2 separate regions of the Homo sapiens genome follow, and region 1 is linked to region 2. Evidence: chromatin loops called from intact Hi-C (ENCODE). Cell type or tissue: GM12878. All regions are shown on one strand. Links, peaks and the distances in the headings refer to the core of each region. The heading gives the core; the rest is flanking DNA.

Region 1 (2,910 bases), core at 144-2,643, 240 kb after region 2:
ACTCCCGAGTCCTTATTCCACCCTCGGACAGCTGTCTCTGTAAATAAATTTACCGAATCAGAGCACTGAAAACTCCTGACCTTATATTAAGTCTTCCAGGATTTATCAGAAAAGCATAAAGCTGTGAAATATCCTATGTGGCCTCATGGATTCCATATATTTTGAATCTTTCCTTTGATGTACCTTGACGTCCCCGTTCTATTCCTCTTGCCAACCTTGGCTTAAAAACTCGTGGAAGTTAAGAGCCAAGTCTGTTGCCAGGGATATGTCCATGGCTTTGATGGGGGATGTTGCCCATTGTTGGGCCTTTTGGTGGGGGCTTCCCTAACTCACAGCAGCTTTCAGATGCAGGCACCTCAAGCCTGCCACTCTGCCACTAGAGTAGGTACCTGGGGCTGCTTCTCCTCTGTATTCTCTTCAAATAACCTGAGATGGAAATAGCACATGCAATGGGTACATAGCTCTTCCTCAGCAGACCCATCAAGGAACAAATACAATCATCCAAAATGTGCTTCCTTCTCCCTGTTTCAGTCTAGGAGCTCTCCGAGTGTTCTAACTGGATTTAGATTAGACCACCTCCCTGTCAACATGTTCCCTGCCCTGGGGTTCACTTTAGGAGGCAATGGGGTGAATCTTACAATGGAAAGGACAAAACAAACAGTCAACACTAACAGCGTGGACTCTCCTGACTTCCACAACAGCAGCCCCATCTGAGCATCGTGAGTCTTAACTCTCAGCATGTGCATTTTATAAAGGCAGGATTTTTGTCCACTTTGTTCACTGCTATAGTCCCAGGGCCCAGGATAGTGTCTGGCCCACAGTAGGTATGAATAAACATTTATTCAATGTGAATAAGACTCTGTAATGAAAGAGAATCTAGAGAAGAATAAGTTCAAATTGCTCCCTGACCCCCAACCTCCCACTGCTTTTAGGAGTAAGCCCATTGTTACCCAAAAAGATTTAGTGACTTCTGTGAAATCGCAAGAAGCCAGCCTGGAACCTGACCCTGAGACACTGAGACCCTTTAATCTCCTCACAGCTGAGCGTGGGTGGGGTTAGGTCCTGCAGATCCTGACCAGCCACCTGTCCCACAAACCAAGCAGCAGACAAACACTATGGAACCGACGGGCAGGTGCACAGGCTGTGCTTTGACTGTAACGCTCCAGTGCAGAGGGCCCCTTTGGTCCGGGTTAATCAAGGCAGGTCTGAAGGAGCCCCCGCCCTCCTCCAGCCGGTGCCCCCACCATCCTGGGGACCTGACTCACATCAGTGCTCTGATCAGAGGTGAAGGGCGGGAGAGCTTCGAGCTCCCCCTGGAGGCGAGTGTTGCACAAACACACTAGATGGAGAGCAGTGGAGGTGTAACACCACCCTGTGAGAGCAGAGAGAGGAAGGAGAACCGAGCGGCGCAGGGCAGGCAGGAACATTTCGCTTTCATTGGGAAGTGTCCGTCTTCTCTACTTGCCGGTTTGCTCCGGGGTGTGTGCAATGCAAGCTCCTTTGGAAGCATGCCTTACAAGACATAGCACTGCTTCTTTCAGGACGGGGCTCTAATTTGTGGCTAGCCCTGGGCGGGCGTTAATCAATGTGGTCCTCGAGAATTACATCTTCTCCTGCTTCTGTGCCCTGGGTGCAGAGCCTGTGTTCTCAGCGGCAGGCAGCGGCTCCCTCTCTGTCAGCGCTGTGCTCACTCGCTCTCTGTTTCTCAGCCGAGCTATTTCCTTTCCTCTGCCTTTTTTTTTTTTTTTTTTCCCTCTTTCTGGAAGATGAGGACCTGCCATCATTTATCAAGGATTTGATTCTTCATCATGAAAAACCATGGTCCTGAGTCCAGCTTCTATTTGGTAGATAGAGACAGATCAGCTTCAACTCTAAATTTTATAAACCTCTTATAATAAAATCCCTCGGATGTGAATGTGCTGTCTCAATAATTAGATGAATACAGCCAACCACTGGTTACCAGCATGATGAAGGATCTGATCATATTATTTTCCGTGGCTGCGCTGGCCTGACAATCCCCCACCACATATCTGTCTGTGCTACTCTTTGTCAGCCTTACACGTAGCTGTCCATGTAAAAATACTTACAAAGTAACTGCTCAAACATGAAAATCACAAGGCAAGAGCTCATTAAACAAAGAAACGGCATGAGCTGTGCTGTGTAGTAGATTAGAACTTTAAATATTTCCTGCTAGCAGGTAAGTTATGAGGCCTTTAAATATGTATTATTATTCACATTTAATCATGCACCGAATGTTCCTGCTTAATTGCTAAATGTTTTCTCTTGTGCTTAAATTTCATGCCACAGATTATTAAAAATTGACTTTACAATATTTATTTTACTTATCTTCTCAAGCCAGACTGGGCATAGCTGATAGATTTGGTAAATTATTAATTTTTAAAGGCAATTTGTGCTACATTTTACACTCGGATGATGTCCAGAGAGACTCTGATTTCTAGTCCAAAACTTACAGAACTGAATCACTTTGATTCATCTTTTATCTAAAGACTCTTAAAACACATATGCAGAGATGTGAGAGCTAACGAATCCCTCCGATGTGATGTGAAAAGCTAACAAGCGCTTAGTTAACATTTAGATTCATGTGATGAAGGAGGAAAACTATCATTTCCAGTAGGTTATCTGAGCAATAACCTTGGACGATATAATTCATTCTGTTATATAACAAGAACTGCTTAGAGACATCATGAGACTTTAATAAAACCCACAAACATCTCTATATCAGGCTTAATTTACTGCAGCACCAACCATCTGGGCTTACCGTCCCTCTGGGTACCGGTTCCGCCCAGTGAGGCTGTGCCCTCCATAAAGTGGCCCGTGGTTTTGCTATAACTCGGTTTACATAGGGGAGCATATGCATGAGCCAAGATAAACTTCTCATATGGATTCTGC
Region 2 (2,910 bases), core at 225-2,724:
TTAGCCAGGCATGGTAGCATGTGCCTGTAGTCCCAGATACTTGGGAGGCTAAGGCAGAAGAATCACTTGAACCCAGGAGGCAGAGATTGCAGTGAGCCGAGATCACGTCACTGCACTCTAGCCTGGGTGACAGAGCGAGACTCTGTCTCAAAGAAAAAAAAAAAAATTCATTTGTCAAGTCATGAAGACACATAGAGAAAGCTTAAATGCACATTATTAAGTGAAAGAAGCCCATCTGCAAAGGTTACAAACTATGTGATTTCAACTCTATGATGTTCTGAAAAGAGCGAAACTACGCGGACAGTAAAAAGATTCATGGTTTCCAGGGGTGGCGGGGAGGGAGGGATGAGCAGGCGGAGCACGGAGGGCGTTTCGGGAGTGGCAGCGCTCTGTAGCAGCGCTCTGTAGCAGCCACGGCGGGGAGATGCACTTGTCGCAATTCTCAGAGCCGCACCACGCAGAGTAACCCAGATGTAAATAGAGCCAATAATAATGCATCAATACTGCTTCATCAGTCGTAATCAATGCGCACATGGATGCAAGATGTTAATAGTAGGACAAACTGTGTACAAGGAGGCGGCATGTATGGGAAGTCTCTGTACTTTCTGCTCAACTTTTCTGTAAACCGAAAACTGCTCTAAAATAGTTGATCACTTTTAAAATACTTTAATTGCACACTATAAAATATATTGAATTTATAAAATTTATTAACTGAGTTTACCAAATAATTCAATTGAACATTGCAGCTAATCACATCCACTGGACTTAAATTTAGCTTTGTCCTGTGTCTGCCTGGTGATGTCGTGTTCCGCGTCTGGTTGATTGGCAGTTCTCTGGGTCACACCCTGGCGTTCTGCTGATGCTCCCAGGCCACATGTGTACAAATGTCTGGTCCGTAGAAACCAGAGCAGAGGTGGCCGCTGCCCGTCAGGAGCCAGTGCTTCTTCCCCTAGAGGGGCACTGCTGGGAGACGTCGCCCCAACTTCCTGCCCAGCACCCTGGGCACCCGGCGTGGTCACAGCAGGAGCGGAAATGATGTGAATTGTTGCAACCGGAGCCTGCGGACTCCTCCCTGCTGTCCTCTGTCTCTGGCCTGCTGGAAGCCATGGGTTTCGAGGGGCCGTAGTTCACTGCAGACCCTAGCCTCACCCAGATTTGACAGTTCTGGAACAGGAAATAAACTCGCTCTAGTTTTTAATAGCTGTGGTAAAATTACCACAAACTAAGCAGCATAAAACCATGCCATTTGTTACCTCATGGTTCCGTGAGTCAGAAGTCTGGGCCCACGTGGCTGCACTGAGTCCTCTGAAAAACCCTTGCAAGGCCGGAACCAAGAGCAGGCAGGTCAGGCTCTGGGTGGGGGAAGGGGTCCATGGGGAAGCTCTGCAGGGGGCTCCGAGGGCCCTGCCCCGGTTCAATCAGGGCGCTGGCTGAATTCAGTTCCTGAGGCCGAGGATGGAGGCCCATCTCCTCTCCGCTGGGGCCAGCCTGGGCTCCTGGAGGCTGCCTGGATGAATTCCTCCTCAAACCCGTGGACCGGGCTCCCCTCACCTCCAAACCTCTCTGATTTTAGTGGGAGAAAGTTCTCTGCTTTGAAGGGTTATTGGATTGGGCCAATAACCCTTCCAAGAATAGTCTGGGACATCCTCCCACTGCAGGGTCAGTAACCTTAACCACATCCTTAAAGCACCTTCAACGCTGAAAAGTAACATGTCTGGGTCCCGGGCTTAGGGTGTGGACCTCCCTGGGGACTCCTGGGCTCAATGCACATGCCCTGAGAGGAGCAGCTGCAGTGCAGGTTCATCTGTCAGAGCGTCTGCCGCTGCCTCAGTGCCTGCATTTCCCTTTCTTCAGCCTGATTTATAGCTCCTAGCCCCTTTCCCTCCCCAGCAGCAGTGCGGTTCCGTAGAGGGAAGACGGTGAAGCTGCCCAGAGACTTGAGTGCCTGATTCTCCCCGTCCCTTTGCACTTGGGAAATTTAGGGCAAGTGTGTGAAAGTCAGTGCCTGAAGTATCTGTCTGTGCAATGGGAGTGATTGTGACATTATCTGAGGCAGGTTTGGAAGAGGATCCTGGGCAGTGTGACTGCTGGTTCCTGTCTGCTCGGTGAATGCCGACCCTCACATGGTGCCCTCCCTCTGTCTCTGCTCTGGGCTGGTTCTGTACTCCCCACCCTGGCTCTGCTTCCCTGGCTAAAGCCCACCCTCTGCTTAACTTGTCTGCACTCTAGGTGCTTGCCGGGGCCCTCCCCCAACCCTAGCTGCCTCTTCAGACAGACAACTTCCAAGGCATCCTGTAAAATAAAGACCATGAAGGAAAGAAACCTGGCCCAAGGCAGTGAAGCTTTCTAATTCTCTTTCTCCTCTATTGGGAGATGAGATGAGAGGACGTTTGGGTGGGGAAGAAAGGGATAACCTGTGAGACATAGGCCATCTGTGACTCAGGAAACCGTGGAAACCCACCCTCCCTCTAGCTAAGGTACACAAAACCACTGGGAATGTACCCAATTATGACCCAGAGAAAGTGACGACGGGGACAGGGCCTGGGGAATGTGTAAGAGTTAAAGAAAGAAGAAAGGAAACATGAAAAGTGGCTTCACAGTCAAAGACAGGTTTATTTTGGAAAATAAACCTGAGAGGGGCTTCTGGCTGATTTCGGTCAGGAGCACTCTCTTACAGACTAAGGGTATTTAAGGGTTTAGGGAGGGGAGCTTATCGCAGGCTCGGAATGTTTCTGTGTGAGGGAAAGTTTATTGCAGGGTTGGAATGCCTCTGTTTGGAGACGAGGTTATCTCAGGGTTGGCATGTTTCTGGTCAGAGGGGGGGTTTATCTCAGGGTTGGAATGTTTCTGGTCATGCTGACATTAGCCATTAGGCTGATGTTTTGGGGCTGGATTTAGGTGGTTTTTAAT

Evidence for each region. Peaks named below come from ENCODE experiments on the same cell type or tissue, not always from the same donor. Only the 100,000 strongest peaks of a DNase experiment are listed, where the experiment ranks them.
Region 1: a loop joins it to region 2, with 2.3 times the contacts of the local background. A loop is called at or near these places in 2 of 110 quality-filtered maps.

What each region holds. Positions count from the first base shown.
Region 1 is chr10:1,419,454-1,422,363 of GRCh38, reverse strand. The region is part of intron 1 of ADARB2 (adenosine deaminase RNA specific B2 (inactive)); the gene reads left to right. Among named protein-coding and RNA genes, the nearest start is that of ADARB2-AS1, 110 kb to the left of the region's middle. In GM12878, for the core only: a CTCF peak has its summit at 1,314 (motif pointing left); a DNase peak (open chromatin) is centred at 1,313; H3K4me3 peaks cover 258 bases.
Region 2 is chr10:1,660,877-1,663,786 of GRCh38, reverse strand. The region is part of intron 1 of ADARB2 (adenosine deaminase RNA specific B2 (inactive)); the gene reads left to right. Among named protein-coding and RNA genes, the nearest start is that of ADARB2, 75 kb to the left of the region's middle. RefSeq lists an enhancer at 641-1,140. In GM12878, for the core only: no CTCF peak of the experiment used is centred there; a DNase peak (open chromatin) is centred at 1,746; H3K27ac peaks cover 562 bases.